Linked DNA regions of Homo sapiens: region 2 is linked to region 1. A link is a loop called in an ENCODE intact Hi-C map of the cell type or tissue named here. Cell type or tissue: adrenal gland. All regions are shown on one strand. Links, peaks and the distances in the headings refer to the core of each region. The heading gives the core; the rest is flanking DNA. Region 1 has its middle 12 kb from the start of CX3CR1. Region 2 holds the start of XIRP1 (xin actin binding repeat containing 1).

Evidence for each region. Peaks named below come from ENCODE experiments on the same cell type or tissue, not always from the same donor. Only the 100,000 strongest peaks of a DNase experiment are listed, where the experiment ranks them.
Region 2: it touches region 1 in a loop (4-fold over the local background); 90 of 110 quality-filtered maps call a loop at or near these places.

The regions. Positions count from the first base shown.
Region 1 is chr3:39,288,014-39,296,908 of GRCh38, forward strand. It overlaps a transcript of CX3CR1 not described here. Among named protein-coding and RNA genes, the nearest start is that of CX3CR1, 12 kb to the left of the region's middle. RefSeq lists enhancers at 6,879-6,948, 6,989-7,128, 7,169-7,328, 8,131-8,180. In adrenal gland, for the core only: CTCF peaks have their summits at 4,021 (motif pointing left) and 4,226; a DNase peak (open chromatin) is centred at 4,028; H3K27ac peaks cover 228 bases.
Region 2 is chr3:39,187,742-39,196,636 of GRCh38, forward strand. XIRP1 (xin actin binding repeat containing 1) reads right to left here and starts at 4,854. Exons shown (of 2, transcript NM_194293.4): 1 at 4,705-4,854; 2 at 1-1,784. The coding sequence starts at 1,704. RefSeq lists an enhancer at 3,625-4,614. In adrenal gland, for the core only: CTCF peaks have their summits at 2,249 (motif pointing right) and 2,448; DNase peaks (open chromatin) are centred at 2,220 and 3,335.

The DNA.
Region 1 (8,895 bases), core at 2,020-7,019:
TTTAAATAAGTGAAATCCATCTGTGATTCATATGTGAAAATGTGTCTGTCATTCTCTGGGAACCTAGCTTGGGTTGAATTATTTTTAAACCTCAGTATGTTGAGGCAGAAGTCCTAAAAGGCTCATTGCAGACTAAAACAAAAGTGCCTCTTTATTCCCAAATGAACCATCACTTGCCCCATATACTGCTTAATAGTTATTGGTAATTGCCGCTATTATGTGTCACACTTTTGTACACAAGCAATGCATCTCCAACCTGACCCTTGCTCACTCACTTGCCAGGTATTTAGAAAGCACATGTTGCCTGCCTACCTTCTGCTCAGGGCTGTTTGTTAAGGATACAAAGATGAATAGGGCAGGGTCTCTACCCTTTCCCTTAATGGTCTCGCTTTGGCTTCCACTCTTCCAGGTAGCTCAGGAAACTTAAGGTAATCTACAGTCATCAGATACAGGAGTGAGCTGCCTTGCCTCTATCCCCTGAGCTCTGTCTCCCCCTCCTGGTGTCTCTGGCTCTCACCAGCAACCCCCAGGTCCAGGAGCAGCAGGCGGAGCAGCCAATCAGCAGAGATGGCCCCACCTGGTGGGCAGCCCTTTGGCTTCAGAGCTCCCCTCTGGTTCATTGGTTTTACTCAAAACACTTGGCTTTGCTGACAGTCATCTGTGGTAGCTGCATTTCCCCAGAGGAAGTGGTGTGTGCAGGCAAATCTGGCAAGCCTTTGGGTTACAGTTTTGTGATGAGCCAGCCGGCCCACAATTACCTGGAATCCCACTCTCCTGGTTCAAATCCTGACCCTGCTACTCTCAAGCTGTGTGGCTTAGGGCGAGATATTTCTCTAAGCCTGAATTTCCTTATTGTTAAAATCAGGGCAGGCCGGGCACAGTGGCTCATGCCTGTAATCCCAGCACTTTGGGAGGTCGAGGCGGGCGGATCACCTGAGGTCAGGAGTTCGAGACCAGCCTGACCAACACATCTCTACTAAAAGTACAAAAATTAGCCAGGCATGGTGGCGTGCATCTGTAATCCCAGCTACTCAGGAGGCTGAGGCAGGAGAATCACTTGAACCCGGGAGGTGGAGGTTGCAGTGAGCTGAGATCGCACCACTGCACTCCAGCCTGGGCAATGAGTGAGACTCCATCTAAAAAAAAAAAAAATCAGGGTAAACTTATATGGCAAAGTCGGCATGAGGATTAATGGTGACATGTGTAAAGCACTTCATATGGTGCTCTGAGTAGGGTAATGAGGGTAATAGAAATCTGTGTTCCGGGGATACAAAGAAGGAGCAATCTCTTCCTAAGAGTCTTGGTGGATGCATTCACCTGGGCAGGATGTGCCAGGAGAGGGACCAAGTTGTACAAAGGGTCAAGAGGGTAGAAGAGCCTCACTCATTAGTGGAGCCTCTCAGAGTAGCCTCCTTCTGGGCTCTCTGGAGCTTTGCTGAAGCGCAGCTGTCCCTTCAGAACTCATTGCACTGTTTCTGGTCCTGGTTCCCTCTTACTCCACTTGCTTGGCAAAAATTTCTGAGTGACAACTCCCTTTTCTACTTGAAACTGGTGGGCAATCTTGTCCCTCTCCTCTCCTGAATGGCCTTTTAACTATTCTTAGAAAAAAATTAAAATCCAAGTATATGGACTGAATTATGTTTCCCCCAACTCCCATTCATATTTTGAAGCCCTAACCCACAATATGACTATATTTGGGGATGAGGCCTCTAAGGAGGTCATTAAGGTTAAGTGAGGTTATAAGAGTGGGACCCTAATCCAACAGGACTGGTGTCCTTATCAGAAGAGAGAGACACCAGGGATGTATGTGCACAGAGAAAGGAGGCGGCATCTGCAAGCCAAGGAGTGAGGCCTCAGGAGAAATCAAGCCTGCTGACACCTTGATCTTAGACTTCCAGCTTCCAGAACTGTGAGAAATAAATTTCTATTGTTTAAGCCACCCAGTCTGTGGTATTTTGTTATGAAAGCCCAAGGAGACTGACCCCCAAAGTTAATGTCAATTAATCAGGGTGAAATTATTTCTCATAGTTTGTGGGCTGAAGACCATGAGGAACATCTAGAGTTTAAAAGTTAGGTTTGTTTAGCTTACTGCGGCAAGGGAAGACACATGTCAAAGGAACCAGGGAGCATGTCCTTAATGGGGAGCTGGGGCTTGTGCTGGACACGTCTAAGGGAGGATTCAGGAAGCAGGGGCAGTTCTAGATCAGGCACTGTCAAAAAACAGGGGCAGTTCAGTGACTGAGTGTCTTAGTGGATTTTATCTGGGGGGATTGAAGTGGGCTAGAGTCATCATTGCTAAAGAAGCAGCAATCCCTCATGCCGATCAGAGGTGGGGATGTTTAGTTTTGTGGTTGTGGAGTGGTCTTCTTTGAGCCTTTTCCAAACATGGTCACAGTGTGTGGGAACATCACAGTCTGGCAGCTGACAGGCAAGTTTTCACTTTCTTTTTTCATATTAGGGAATCCCAAGTGGTACAATCTGCTAAATGTGAATGTAAAAGGAAAATAAAATCTCGGGACCTTCATTCACTATGCCAAAGGGAGAGATTAAGCTGGAAGCTGAGTCACAGAATAAACTGCCTTCCTTTTGTTCCTAAGAATATAGCTACAGATAAAAGGTCAGATAGGGCCGGGCGCAGTGGTTCACACCTGTAATCCCAGCACTTTGGGAGGCCGAGGTGGGCAGATGACGAGGTCAGGAGTTTGAGACCAGCCTGGCCAACATAGTGAAACCTCGTCTCTAGTAAAAATACAAAAAATTTGCCAGGCATGGTGGTGGGCGCCTGTAATCCCAGCTACTCAGAAGGCTGAGGCAGGAGAATTGCTTGAACCTGGGAGGCGGAGGTTGCAGTGAGCTGAGATCGCGCCATTGCACTCCAGCCTGGGGGGACACTGCGAGACTCTGACTCAAACAAATAAATAAACAACAACAAAAAAATAACAGTCAGATAGAAGGCCAGGTGTCTCCACAGGTAGCTGCCCTATGCTTACTTTATCTTACGTAAACATTTGCTGAACACCAGATGAATAAATAATTGACTTTTCTTTTCTTTTTTTTTTTGAGACAGAATTTCACTCTTGTTGCCCAGGCTGGAGTGCAATAGCGCAATCTCAGCTCACTGGAACCTCCACCTCCCGGGTTCAAGCAATTCTCCTGCCTCAGCCTCCCAAGTAGCTGGGATTACAAGGGCCTGCCACTATGTCCACCTAGTTTTTGTATTTTTAGTAGAGATGGGGTTTCACCGTGTTGGCCAGGCTGGTCTGGAACTCCTGACCTCAAGTGATCCACCAGCCTCCGTCTCCCAAAGTGCTGGGATTACAGGTGTAAGCCACTGCGCCCAGCCCATAATTGACTATTTTGGTATTCTGCCTTTTTTCACGTGCAACATGTAGATTCAGTCATGTGACCATACATGTGACCATACGCTCCCTCTTTCCCCTCCCGCCTACTTGTCCTCTTCAAATATTGAAGCACTCAAAATCCTCTTTGGAAAAAAGCACAGATCACAGGTTGTTCTTGGGATTTTGTGTTCCTTTTTTGGGAGGCACATCCTTAACCTTGGCAAACTAAGTCTCTAAATTTATTGAGACCTGTCTCAGATACTTTTTGGTTTATAGGAACAATGAAAAGGACAGTTATGAAACACATGTGCAGCTCACTCCATGGTTTACAAAGCACTCCCACAGGCACCAAGAGTGATTATTTCCAACTCTTCCTTTCAGGTGAGGAAACTGAGGCCCAAGAAAGTTAGAGAAGTAACTTGAAGACACTCAGCTGATAGGTTGGTGGGAGGGCCACCACAGGTCACAAATTTACCTACATGCAGTGTTTGGCCTTGGAAAGCAGGGCTGTTTCTCTAAGAGTCACTGAACCTACAGCAGATGCCTTCGGGGTCTGCAGAGCTCCTTTCTAAAGGGCTTTCTCCTGGCTCTAGGATAGCAGTAGGGATGTGGAAGGAAGGGCTGAATGACAGGTTCAATGAAATGGTTCCAGTGAATGGAAAGCTTAGGGGCGCCCCCTTGTGGTAATCACATGAAGTGCTGCTCCAGGTCTGGGCTGAGACGGGTGTGGGCAGCAAGGTCCCCTCTAAGGCAACAAGAGCAAGTGCCAGGGATTGAGCACCTGCCTTGGGTCAGGCCCTGTGCACGTGATGGTCAGGGACTCATTTGACCCTCAGCCCGGCAGCCTGAGAGCTGGGTGTTCTCAGCCTGTGTGAGAGATGAGAAAACAGAGATGAAGGCAGAGTTTACCCATGAGAAGAGTGGTGGAGCTAGGCTGGAAGACCCGGTCCAGTGGCAGAGCTGCTGTTGTCAGGTGGAAGCCCCTTCCCATTTCTAAGTTCCTTGTGACTTCCTAAAGTCAGACCCTCAACTAGACTGTAGCACCGAGGAGCTGCTTCTGACTTTGTAAAGGGCCTCCTGGTTTTACAAGGTGTTTTCATACTCCTCATCTCTCATAAGCCACACAGAATCCTGCAAAGCAGGGTTTTTTAGGGATGATTGTCTCCACTTGAAAACCAAGAAAACAGAGGCACAGAGATAATAACAGTTAAAACATAGTAATAGACACTGTTTATTAAATGTTTACCATGTGCCAGGACCTGTGCTAAGTAAGTGCCTTCTATTTATTATTTTGTTTAATCCTCCAGCAATGCTAGTAATTGTCCTCATTTTACGGATGAGGATAAGGAGGCTCAGAAAAGCTGAGTGTCTCTCCCAAATTACACAGTTCAGGAACTGGAGCTGCAGTCTGACTCTGGAACCTGAATTCTTACTTACCACACTGTACTTAACAAGTGTGACTCACTGTAGGCACCAGTCTGGTAAAGGATGAGCACAAACTGGCATCTGTCTGCTTTGACACCCTAGACAATCTTCTTTCTACAACATCACACAGGTTCAGATGTCCTCTTTCAATATCTGGAGGTAATGATATAGCTAGAAACAAAACAAAACAAAAGACCAGTTACAGTCAGTTCTTTGGGGTAAAAATGTTGGAAAGACTAATGAGGGCATACTCAGGGCCCCCGAGAGGGGGTATGCACTTGCTGTACTATGAGAGTGAACTAAGGTCTAGGTCAAGCTCTAGGCCAAGCCTATGACCTAACCTGGCTGTAATTCACGTAAAGCTGCTGTGTGTGCTAGCTGCTTCCTGGAATATTGTTCTAAAGCACTTCTGGCAGGTGTCTGAAGCCTGTGCCAGTGAACCAGTCTTTCCTGGGAGTAGTGGTTGCAATATTATGATGTCCGGAGCTGTGCTGTCCAATACGATGGTCACTGGCCACATGTGGCTATTGAGCCCTTGAGATATGGCTAGTCTCAGTTGAAATGTGATATAAATGTAAAATATTTGCCAGATTCTTAAAGACTCAGTATTTAAAAAGAAATGTAAACTATCTCATTAATAATTTTTATGTTAATGACATGATGAAACTATATAATATGCCTTACATTAGATGCCTTACATTTAATATCTTATTAAAATTAACTTTACCTATTTCCCTTTGCTTTTTCAATCACACCAGGAAATTTTAAATTACCTACATGGGCCGGGTACGTGTAGCCACTATGAACTCATTTCAGTTCTCAAACGCCCTAAGCTTTCTCCAGCCTTGACCCCTTCCCCTCCATCCTCACTACTTAGGTAGCTCCTTAGGCAGCAAGTCTGTTCTATAGAGACCTCCTGTGACCCCCTAAGCTATATTAGGTCCCCCACTCTGTCAATTATCTCAGTCCATTATTTCTTCTTTGTGAAATTGATGACACTTCATCACCATCCTCTTATGTGTGGATGTGTTTAATGTCTGTCTCCCCCACTAAACTGGAGCATTATGAGGGTAGGGATGGTGTTTGTGCAGCTGTGTCCTGGTGTACACACAGTCACTCTCACAAGGATTTGTCCATGACTGCTTGCTTGCACAATTAGGAGAGAAGTTGCCACTGGCCGTCGTCGTCATCCAGTCTGAGCCGGGCACTCTGCATGCCTTATCCTCACTCCCCACGGCAACCTTCAGGGGTGCGCCACTGCCACATTTCTGCTGTGGAGCAGCCCAGCGGCTTGGGAAGGGAAGTCACTTGCCCACAGTCTCCTTGTGGGGGAGTGCCCAGGCAGGACTCGAAGCCAGGCCTGGCTGCTTCCCACTCTGTGTGCCTCCTTCCTTGCCAAGGGTGCCCCTGTTTTCAGGTCCCATCTCAGAGAGACTGCGCTCATCCTGGCCAGCCTTGGCTCTGCTCTGTTCTTTGGGAGATCCCAGGGTCAGAAGACCAGGAGGCCAGGTGGGTGATGGGTGTAGATGCTGAGTGCATGGGCCGGGGGCACTGAACCCCAAGCTTGGGGTTGGTTCCAGCCAGATGGGAGCATAGGAGCTGACAGCAGGTCCGTGTGGCCTTGCTCCTCCCAGGTGCAACCCTAGGGGTCCCACACAGCGTGCTGAGGTGCTTGCCCTTACCTCCCAATTCCTCACGGGTATGAGTCCATGAGAATAGTATGGGGTGCATGGACGACCAGGCTGGCAGAAAACAACCTTGACAGGCCGGATGTGAGCAACAGCAGAAAAAGTCAAGCACTTCGATCACAGAAGAGCAAGGGCCTGGTTTGAAAGGGCTTCTTTGAGAAGAGACTGAAAGGGATGTTCTGAGGACCTATTGACAAGACGAGCTAACCACTTCACAAGGGGCCCCTGCCCTCCTCTCAGTGGGAGCCCTGCACAACCCCACTCCGAATTCACCCACATCTTAGAACCCAATGAGCAGGCCCTGCAGTCCTGCTTTCCTAGTCCCCTGCCTGGCAGAGAAACGCTCGAGGAGACAGTAATGTTGATTCAAGTTGGCCAAAAACAGCAAAAGTTCTAAAAGCACAAGAATAACAAGGGATCTGCCGGATACTGAGTGGGGCAGAGATCCTCCTGGGGGAAGGGACACAGGAGTGGAGAGGTCAGAGGCCCTGGCTGGGGGAAGGATGAAGCCAGGAAGTCCACATGACAGGCTCCCCAGTGTCCTGGGAAATGTCTGTGGGCCCTACTCTTGTTCTGGGCAAGGGGTAAGGCAGCCAGACACAGGGGGCAACACCTGACCCTGTGCTGTCTGGAGTTATCACTGGAGGCTCAGAGGGAAAAACTGCATGAACCATCTCAAGGGTTCCTTGAATTCAGCTTTGCACATAAAACTCACGTCGCACTGGTAGGCTTTGAAGATTCCACACTGTGAATGACCAGGCCACAAAGGCATACCCACTCAAGTGACACCTAGGCTGCAGGACCAACCAGAAAGGCCTTTGGAAACCCCCTCCCATGGACAGCTGGCACACAGAGGCTTCATGAAACTCCATTTACTCAGGGTCATTGATTCCTAACAATGGGCGATACTGGGGTTCAATGTATGACTTCATTTGGAGTTTCACTTTGAGTGAATAGTACATTGTATATGTTTTCGCTTCACGGTGAATAAGAGCTGTGCACAGATTGACTGGGAGTAGAAATTGACAGCTATTTTAAAAACTGCTTTTTAGTCATTCTTTTAACCCTTCTCACAGCTGTATGTCAGAAGCAGGTTCTGGCTGGCTGGAGTGCTGAGCCCTAACATGCTGTGCCTCAGTTTGCTGCTGTGTACAATAAGAGGAAGTGACCATGTTCTCCCCTAGAACCTCTCCAGCTCTACACCGCTGGTGTGCATGCCCTCTGTTTGCCAGATCACCCAGTTCTAGGAGACAGGGCATTCTCTTGTAGATGTACTGCATGAAGTATTGAGCTAGGCTAAGGGTGGATGCAGAACTTTGAATTCCAGTGAGTCTGTCTGGAAGCCTCTGAGACATACCAATGTCATATCCTGGGAGGGATGGAAGACTATGGCCTGTGGAAAAGAAAGAGGGAGAGAGGGGAAAAAAGGAGAAAAGAAGCAATTTCCAGATAATAGAGGTGTAAGAATGTCTAGAGGACCCCCTCCTGATATAGAACACCTAGGATGCTGGATAATTACTCAAAAATACCTTTTTAAATAAATGGTTGATCTGGAAAAAAGGTGAAGAAAATCCTCAGAGGCAGAATGCAAATCTGCTGGGTGAAGGAAAGGCTGGAGCTCACATTCACCCTGGGCCCTCTGTGGCCCCTTAAGGCCGGGAGCCTGGCCTTCATGGGTCATGTGCCTGCAACGTGGAAGACAAAGACAAGTTCTGGGCTAGGAAGGGTGAGATTCTATCTGAAGCCCAAACAAAACCAGTATCCCCAAAGGGGAGCTCCCTTTGTAAGTGAAGTAAGAGTCCCACCCCAGTCTCATTTCCACACAGAGGGGAAATTATATAACGATGCCTACATTGGCTTTGGCTCCAGTGAGTAGAAAAAAAGAAAAGTCCTCTCCAGAACTCTCAGCCACAAACCTGTGTTCATGCATATTGGGGCTGAATTTCACACTTCCTGTGTGGCCAAAAAGCCAATCAAACACAGAGGTCCCAGGTTGGAAGTACCCCAGAGTACTGGGTGAAGTAAAGGCAAGTCCCCTCTGGAGGAATGTGCGTTACAACTGGGCCTCAAGGAATAGCACCATTTCCATCAGGGCTTGCTTAGTTCCTTCCCTAGGCAACAGAGGCTGAGGCAAAGCCTGCATGGTGATGCCATATCAGAATGTGAAATTCAACAGGAACAAAGTGCAGGAAGAAGTGAAGTGAGGCAGGGAAAGAGGAAAGCAAACACAGAGTGGTGCATTCCTGAGCTGGCCATAGCTACAGCAGGAAATGTAGCTGGTTATGCAGGCTCTCTGCAAAAGGCCCATGGAATGGCCCACTGCAGTAATTCACACTTGTAATCCCAATGCTTTGGGAGGCTGAGGTGGGAGGATCAATTGACATCAAGAGTTTGAGACCCAGCCTGGACAACATAGTGAGACCCCATCTCTACAAAAAATT
Region 2 (8,895 bases), core at 1-5,000, 100 kb before region 1:
CTGCTGCTCCCGTTGGTGGATCATCTCCAGGGGCTGGGTCTCAAAAAGCCACCGAGCTGTGCCAACGTCCCCAGCCACCACTTCCTGCCGGGTGATGCCCCGCACCACGTCGATGGTACTGGGGCTTCGGCCGAGCTGGTCTAGGGGCTGTGTCTCAAACATCCACCTGTAGCCCTGCACATCACCTCCGACTATCTGCTCTCTGCTAACAGAGGTCAGGGCATGGAGGCGGCCCTTGCTGTCCTGCATGGCATACACTGGGGACCCTATGCCCTGGGCCTGCCCAGCAGAATCAGTTCCTTCTTCTCTGCTTGGACTCCCATGGGCCAGAACCTCACCCTGTCCAATGCTGTCCAAGGGAAGGGTCTCAAAAAGGTTCTTAAAAGTCTTCACATCCCCCTTTAGCTCATCCCTCTGGGGGGCACTCTGAGAGAAGGGCAGTGCTGAGGAGCTGTCACTGGATAGATGCCCCTCACCGTCCTGGGGATCCACTCGCTGTAGGTGACCCACTTGGACCTTGTCTCTGAAAGCATCCAGGGGCTTTGTTTCAAATAGCCACAGGGTGGAGCGGACATCACCAGGGACCACTTCCTCCTTGGGTGGGGCCTCTGCTCCAGCCTCTTCGTCCCCCTTCAGAGTGTCCAGCGCTCGGGTCTCAAACAGATGCTGCTGCTGCTGAACATCTGGACCAGGTGGGATAAGGTCTGGGGATGGCTGGAAGTCCTTCTCATCTACCAAGATCTCCCGGATGGCATCCAGGGGCTGTGTCTCAAAGATCCAGCGAGTTGCACTGACGTCGGGCCGGGCCCCCTCCTCCAGGGAAATCCCCCGGATCACCCGCACCTGGCTGGGGTCCTGGTTGATGGCGTCCAGAGGCCGGGTCTCAAAGAGCCAGCGGGCAGACCTCACCGCGTTGCTTTGGATCTCCTCCCGGCATGCGGCCTTGACCTCATGGATGGCGCCCTCTGCATCCTGGATGGCACACAGGGGCTCCGTTTGGAAGAGCTTCACTGTCTTTTTCACATCACCCTTCAGCTCCTGGATCTCTGAGCGCAGTTCCAAGGGGCTCTGCTCCTGCAGGGAGGGGCGGGAGCCCAGGCGGTCCAGCGGCCGCGTCTCAAAGAGCATCCTGGTACCCTGCACATCTCCGCTGGCTGCAGGCTCCCTCACAGTGGCCTCCAGTTCCTTGGCTTGCCCTGTCAGCTCGTCCAGTGGCTTTGTCTCAAATAGCCAGCGGGCTGCACGAACGTCTCCTCCACCTGGCTGGGGCCTGGTTGGCTCCTGGTCTGTGCTGTTGGCAAAGGAGCCTTCCTCAAACTTGCGGGAGGTGGCCTGGACGTCACCACACAGCACGGGCTCCTTGGCAGCTGGCCTCTCGTGTTCTCCAATGGCATCCAGTCTCCAGTTCTCAAAGATCCAGCGCATGCACTGAACGTCACCCTCGGTGGGTTCCTCAGAGCCCAGGACCTCAGCCAGATCCTCGGCCACAGCCTCAGCCAGATTCTTGCGGAGCTCAGGGTGGATGTGCCTGTAGAGGCGGCGGAGCTCACTAGCTTGCCGCTGCTGATGGAACTTGGAGAAGGATTCCTTGGGTGGCGGCAGTGGCAGGTCCTCCAGGGCTGGGGGTGGAGGGAGGGGCAGGTCCTCTGCAGTTGCCATCCTCATGGTTGGTGTGGGGGCCACCTGTGTCTGGGTGTCGGCCATCCTTCTGAGAAGAAGGGGCAGAGATGAGGATGGGATTGGGAGCCTTAGATCTAGATGTTCAGCAGGGTAGAGGCTGGATGCTGGGAGAAATGGTAGTAAACAGGGCTCAGAGTCAGAGTAGCTCTGGGTGACTTACGCTTAGAGACTCCTTCCCTCTCTCTATGTGCCTGGCCTGGGCTTCACTTCGCTGCCTGCATGGTTCGTGGGCAACAGGTCTTGAACTTAGGACATGGACCCATTAATCATAGTGGGTTCCTGCTTTCCCTACATCTCATGCGTTGCTAGGGAGTGACCATGGTACCACTGGACATGAGACACTTTCCTTTAGCTCCATAAGGGACGCATAAACCTCCAGTGGGCAAACTGGACATGCCCCATCCTCACCTTCCTTTGTTAAAAATCAGTGTTTCCCTGGAAGACTGCCAGGGGAGTGGCCTGGGGGAATCCTGACTTTTGGAGTCCCAGCCTTGGAGAGGCAGGTCTCTAAACTGGTGACTGATTTCCTATGGAGACGAGATTCCTTTGCAGAACACCAGAGGGCAGACTTGCCATGTTGACCTGGAACGCTGCCTAACTTTTACCTCTTGGCTGTCAACGCACTCCAACCTTTCCCAGGCCCAAGGAGGCAAGCAGAGGCCAACAGCCCATGCTAGAGCGGAAGCAGTTGAGAATCAGGGCTGGGAAGCTGCTCATCAGATATCTCGTGCTTAGGCCAGATCCAAATTCTGAATATCTGGTCAGGGTTTTCTGCATTATACTCGAAGACTGAGAATGTCTGAGCTAGGGGGATCTCAAAGGTCTTTTAGCACAATCATTTATAAATAAAGATGAGGGAACTTAGGCCCAGAGTCAGATCTTGGTGAATAAATGGAAGGCCGTGCTGGCTTGGGGTCCCTAGACTCCATTTAGGGCATGGCCCCAAGAAATAAGAGGGTAGCAGGTGTAAAGCTTTCTTATTGGCCATAGAACCCGTCTATTCCCCAGCAGGCACCCCTGGGAGGATATGAGGGTGACAACAACCAGGGAGAGGACCATGGGATCAGGGTCCTTTCTGCAGAGACAGCCCTGCCTCTTGCTCCTGGATACCGCTCTCTAAGCAAGCAAGCACAGCTTCAGGGGCTCGGACTCAGGGGGGCTTCAGGCTAAGCCCTACCCCTGCAGGCCTCATGGCCACCCCAGCTCAGCCTCTCCCCGGCTACACCCCCGCCCCTCAATGACCTACCACCCCTCAAGCCCTTCTCTGGTCTCTGTCCATGTATGTCTTATCTCTCTTGTGACAGGTGTACTAACAGTCCCCAGAGGCCAGTAGGGAAAGAATGGGAAGCACGTGCCCCCTCCTGCTGCCCCTGACCCACTGCTCTGCACCACACAGGGTGCTAAATATAGCTGAGGTCCTGGCCTCAGAACAGCAGCCCTGGGCTCAGAGGGAGGCTGAGGCCCAGCCAGTGGGGACCCTCAGTACCCTTGGCTCACCTCATCTCCTTCATTAGCCTGGGCTCCCCTATCCTGCCTCCTGGGCTGGTGTCAGGCCCCTGGGCTGCAGGCCAGCCAGGTGCTAGAACCTGGACACCTTCCCTGGCCAAAGGAGTCTGCACTGGGGGGAGGTACTGGAAGTAAGTGGGGCAGGACTTCCTCCCTATGGCTACCTCAGAAGGAGGAGAGAGGAAACTGAGACCTGCTGACCCCATGCCCACCCTGGCATGTCCACCAAAGACATCAGAACCTTTGGGGAATGTGAGCTCTGAAACCTGCAGCCTGAGTCTCATCAAAGCTCTGGGTGGTTTTCTTTCATTTCTGAGCTCCAATGAGGATCCCCTGCCCAAGGCAAACCTGAGCCTGTCTCCACCTCTACTCCATCCTGTCACCACCAGGGTGGCCTGAGCAGATGGTGTGTGCACACCATCAGCTTCACCCCACCCCCGCCCCCAGGAATTTCCAGAATCTCTGCTAAGGCCACAGACAGTTATTATCATGGAGTCCAGGGATGTCAGGCCTAAGGACCCTCAGAGGTCACTCAATCTAAACCCCTTATTGTTCAAATAGGGAAACAGAGGCCCAAAGAGGGGAAAGGAGCTGTCCAAGGAGGCTCAGCAAGGCAGTAGCAAAGCCTGAAGCATGTCTCCTGACTCCTGGCCTTCCCACCACCATCTTTGCCTGGCTTGAGACTGCTGGGACAAGTGTAGAGTCAGGACAGAATTCATAACTGGGACCAGACTTACGTGGGGTGAGCCCCAAGAACTGTCCTAGAGCTTGGTCTCCTAGGGCTGGGCCAGCCTCTCAGGATGGTCCCCCTGCTGTCCTCGGGTCACCTCCTCCTTGGCCCAGCTGGCTCCATATGTCTTTACATCTGGGCAAATTCAGATCTGGTCTCCCTCCCGTGAGCCCCCCAAATCTGCCCTGGGGGCTTTCCCACTGGGCAAGACTATGGACATGGGCAGAGTCCGAATTCCACCCCAGGTTTTAGGCTATGATATGTAGGGAGCTGGGCTCCGGCCAGCCCCTGGGAGCTATCCCTGGGCCAGATATGCCAAGAGTGTCATCCACAACAACTAGGCATGGGGCTTGTTCTAGCAATGCACACTCAGGCCTACTTACAGCCCCCTGCCCCCACCTCTCTCCTGTTCCTCCTTCCTCCAGATCCTGGGCCTGCCTGAAGCTTCCCTGGGAGGAAGCCCTGAAGCCTGAGGCACTCCATACCTGTATTTTAAAAATCACAACTCCAGGCCTTTCTGGATCATGCCAGCCTGGCAGGAGCCTATCCTTTCTGCTAGCTTCAGGCCTGTGGCAGCCACTCTGAGAGCTCCCATGGGGCTCACACTGTCTTTACCTCCTTTGTGGGTTCTTTATGTCTGAGACTTCCACTCACCTCCTCCCATGCATGCCCCTCAATCTCCTTCCCCTACTCAGAGCCATTCCTAATACGTCCATTTCAGAAGGAGAGGGGATCCCAGCTGTGAAAGCCAGCCTTGCTGTGGAAGGATGGAGAGGTAGGTTACTCACCAAGGGTCTCTCTTGGCTGATGGGGTGTTTGTGGTCTGTAGCAGCTGTGGTCTCAGGGTTCGTCGTTCCTCTGGAGGTTCTTGTTCAAATTGGTTCTGTTCTGCTGGCTCCAACAGACACCTTCTTGCTGCCCTGGCTCCAGGTCTCTGTCCCCTGCCAGCCCCAGCAGCTGCCTTTATCTTGCTGGCTAGTGGGTGGGCCGTGGTGGGGGCGGGTGGGAGAGGCTATGTTCCGAGTATTAAGTGGTTCGGTTATTTTTAGGTCTTGTGGAAGTCACTCTTCCATCCTGGGGAATCAGTTACATGTCCTTTGGGCTGGGGAGGGGAAACAGAGGGGGAGAAGCTTCATTCATCCAAAGTCTGATCTGGGGATTGGGGTCAGTGACTCAGCTGGGTTGTGAGGTTGGGGGTGTCCCAGACTATTTTGAGAGAGTGACTAAGAAGAGGCATCTGACACCTTGGACAGCTTGCTCCCGTCTTGTGAGCCCCCATCATTCTACTCTGGCCCTGCCTCTGACTCTTCCTGACGTGTCTCCACCCACCGTGCCAGGAGACTGGAGGTCTCCTGAGGGCAGGCTGGGCACCTCCTCCTCTGTTCTGAGCCTGGATACCTCTGAGTGTGATGCTCAGCTCTCTTTCTTCCCCATTCCCTTCTGCACTAAAGAGTTCCTTCTTTCTTATCCATTCCACCCTGTGCCCCACAGCACAGGTCAACACAGCCCCGATGAAGCTGGATTTGGGGGGAAGACATCTGAATGACCAGGCCCAGCTCTTCACTGGGCCGAGATTGGCCAGGCCCAGCTCCTCCTTTGCACCACTACACCCAGTTAATTTTTGTATTTTTAGTAGAGATGGGGTTTCACCATGTTGGCCAGGCTGGTCTCGAACTCCTGACCTCAGGTAATCCACCTGCCTCGGCCTCCCAATGAATGAATTCCACAGCAGGACTCTATGGTTTTCATTCCAGATTATCTGAGTCCTTTCTTCTCGACTCTTCCCTCTGACTCAGGGCCCAGGCTTTCTGGGAATGGAGGGGAGGGGAAGGGCGGCATGCAGGGAGCTGACCGTGGGGTTATTTCTGACCCTGGAGTCATCAGCTTCCCAGTCACAGATGGAGTGGCGGCGGGGGTGGGGGGGTCACACCTGCCTCCTCCTTTGCTTACCAGGGCGTGAGGGGCCCAGGAGGCCCAAGAGATCCTGGCAGTCAGACCAGTGTGGTGAAGGATGTCAGGGGACCATCTGCAAAAAACTCGAAAGAGGTGTTTTGTCCTAGGTGGGCCTGGCCCAGGCTCCATGCCTGTGGGTATGCAGGTGCATTCTGTGGCCTGGCACATGAGGTCTTCCTTCTGACTCCCCAAATGCCCTCTGGTACCAGGGGGTGATGCCAGACATTGCTCACTTTTTCCATGTAGTCAATGTCAGTCCTGCAGCGTCAGCTGGGATGGGGGTAAGGACATCTGGGAACCCCCTCTTCCTGGTCTCCCTCCCTCTTGTCTCTTCCCCTGCTCTTTTCTAGCCCTCTGCCTGTCCCCCAGGCTCCTGGCTCTCTCTAGGAAGGGCAGGGAGACCGATGTACCAGTGTTTCAGGGAAAGGGCAGCCTTAGGTTTCTCAGGATTTCTCCTGGGAGGAGCTTTCTCCCTGTGGGTACTGAAATTTCTTACTTTCTAGGATAGTTTTGAGAATTGAAGGAATTATTATATGAAAAGAGTGCCTCCAGCCAGGCACGGTGGCTCACGCCTGTAATCTCAGCACATTTCGGCAGGCTGAGGCTGGTGGATCACTTGAGGTCAGGAGTTCGAGACCAGCCTGACCAACATGGTGAAACCTTGTCTCTACTAAAAATATAAAAAATTAGCTGGGTGTGGTGGCACACACCTGTAATCCCAACTACTTGGGAGGCTGAGGCAGGAAAATTGAATCTGGGAGGCAGAAGATGCAGTGAGCTGGGATCGCACCCCTGCACTCCAGCCTGGGCGATAGAGCAAGACTCTGTCTCAAAAAAAAAAAAAAGTGCCTGAGAGTACTTAGCACATAGCCTATGCTTTAGAAGAGCCAGCTATTATACTGTATATAATATAAAAAGAGAAAAGCCCCTAGGTGGAACTCACTTTTGTACTCACCTCCTGTGATAACTCATGGGAGAAATTCCTCAGGCCTCAATATTAGGAAAGAGGCTCTTCCTGAGCACTTGGTTTCTTTGTATCTAGTACAGCTGTGCTGTCCAATAGAGTTGCCACTAGCCAAATGAGGCTATTTAAATTTAAGTACATTAAAATGAAATAAAATAAAAACTCAGTTATTTCACTACACTAGCCATATTTGAAGTGCTCCATAGAGACAAGTGGCTAGCAACTATTATATTGATTTTGTTTGCTTGTTTGTTTTTGAGACGGAGTTTCGCTCTGTCGCCCAGGCTGGAGTGCAGTGGCGCGATCTCGGCTCACTGCAACCTCCACCTCCCGGGTTCAAGCGATTCTACTGCCTTAGCCACCCGAGTAGCTGGGATTACAGGTGTGTGCCACCGTGCCCAGCTAATTTTTGTATTTTTAGTAGAGATGGGGTTTCACCATGTTGCCCAGGCTGGTCTCAAACTCCTGACCTCAGGTGATCCACCTGCCTCCGCCTCCCAAAGTGCTGGGATTACAGGCATGAGCCACCGCACCCAGCCTGAAACTATTATATTGAATAGTGCAGAATGTTTGCATTATTTCAGAAAGTTCTACGGATAGTGCTGTTATAGATGTTAAAATAAATAAGAAAATAAATTTTTCTGGAAGGAGAATTGTCAATAGAATAAACAATTTTTATGACATATGGTGTTTCTCTTTGACTTGGCTGCTAGGAAACTCAGAGCTAAATTTTTAACCTAGCAAGTAGACTTTATGGTCCAAATCCTGTGTAATGAGGGTGACCAACTTTTTGTTGTCTGTCTCTGAGGAGTTTTGCAAGACAAGGGATGTTCAGTTTTAAAACTGGAAAAGTTCTAACAAAACCAGGACAAGCTAGTCACTCTATGTGTAATGATCTAATGATATCACATCATCATGGTATTAATTATGAGGCTGTCAAGATAGTAAACTAGGCATTATTTACTGGAGTATCTTTAGTGGTATTAAGAAGGTAAACTGAGGCACAATAAATTTTTTAAGAGTTTATTTGTGCAAACAACAATTTTTGAATCAGGCAGTCCCAAACCAGAAGTGGCTTGGGAACTCTACTGAGGGAGCACAAGCGGGAGGTTTTTATAAGACAGATACAGAAGTAAAGCAAATATAATATTTGATTGGTTACAGTTATACAGTTGCCTTATTTGATCTATCCCATTGGAAAGTCCCTGGTTATATAATTATTTGTGCTGGCTGCTTCTCATTAGTTGCACTTAAGTTTTATTTTTCTTTAATATAGGCATTTACAAGAAATAGCTCAAAGGCAGGCATGGTGACTCACACCTGTAATCTGAGCACTTTGGGAGGCTGAGGTGGGAGGATCACTTGAGCCCAGGAGTTGGAGACCAGCTTGGGCAACATAGCGAGACCTCATCTCTACAAAAAATAAAAGAAAATATTAGCTGAGTGTGGTGGCATGCAATTGTTGTCCCAGCTACTTGGGAGGCTGAAGTGGGAGAATCGCTTAAGCCAGAAAGGTGGAGGCTGCAGTGAGCCGTGATTATGCCACTGCATTCCAGGCTAGGTGGCAAAGTGAGATCCTGTCTCAAAAAAAAGAAAAGAAAAGAAAAAAGAAAGAAGGAAGGAAAGAAGGAAGGAAGGAAGGAAAAGGAAGAAAGGAAGGAAGGAAAAAGAAAGAAAAAGGAAGGAAGGAAGGAAGGAAAGAAGAAAGGAAGAGCTCCAGTTTTGCATGTCTGCAAATCAAGCAAGGGTAAGGTCCCTTACGAGACCTAACTTGTTTTGCCTGCTCAGGGATGCTTCAGGTCTGAGCTCCATTTTTTTAACAGTGGAGATACTGTGCATCTATTTCTTTAAGCTCTCTCAAATCATTTTGGGAACGAGGCTGGAAATAAATAAATATCCTGAGGTTGAACAGCTGATCTTTGCCAACAGGCAGAGAGGTGCTCGGGGAGGGGGTATGAGGGAAGGGTGGTTCCCTTCCAGCTATCGCAGTCCTCTCTTTGGGAGCCTACTGGTTTTTAGGGTCCAGGGCATCATCTCCTACCAGCCCCTCCCTCCAAGTAGG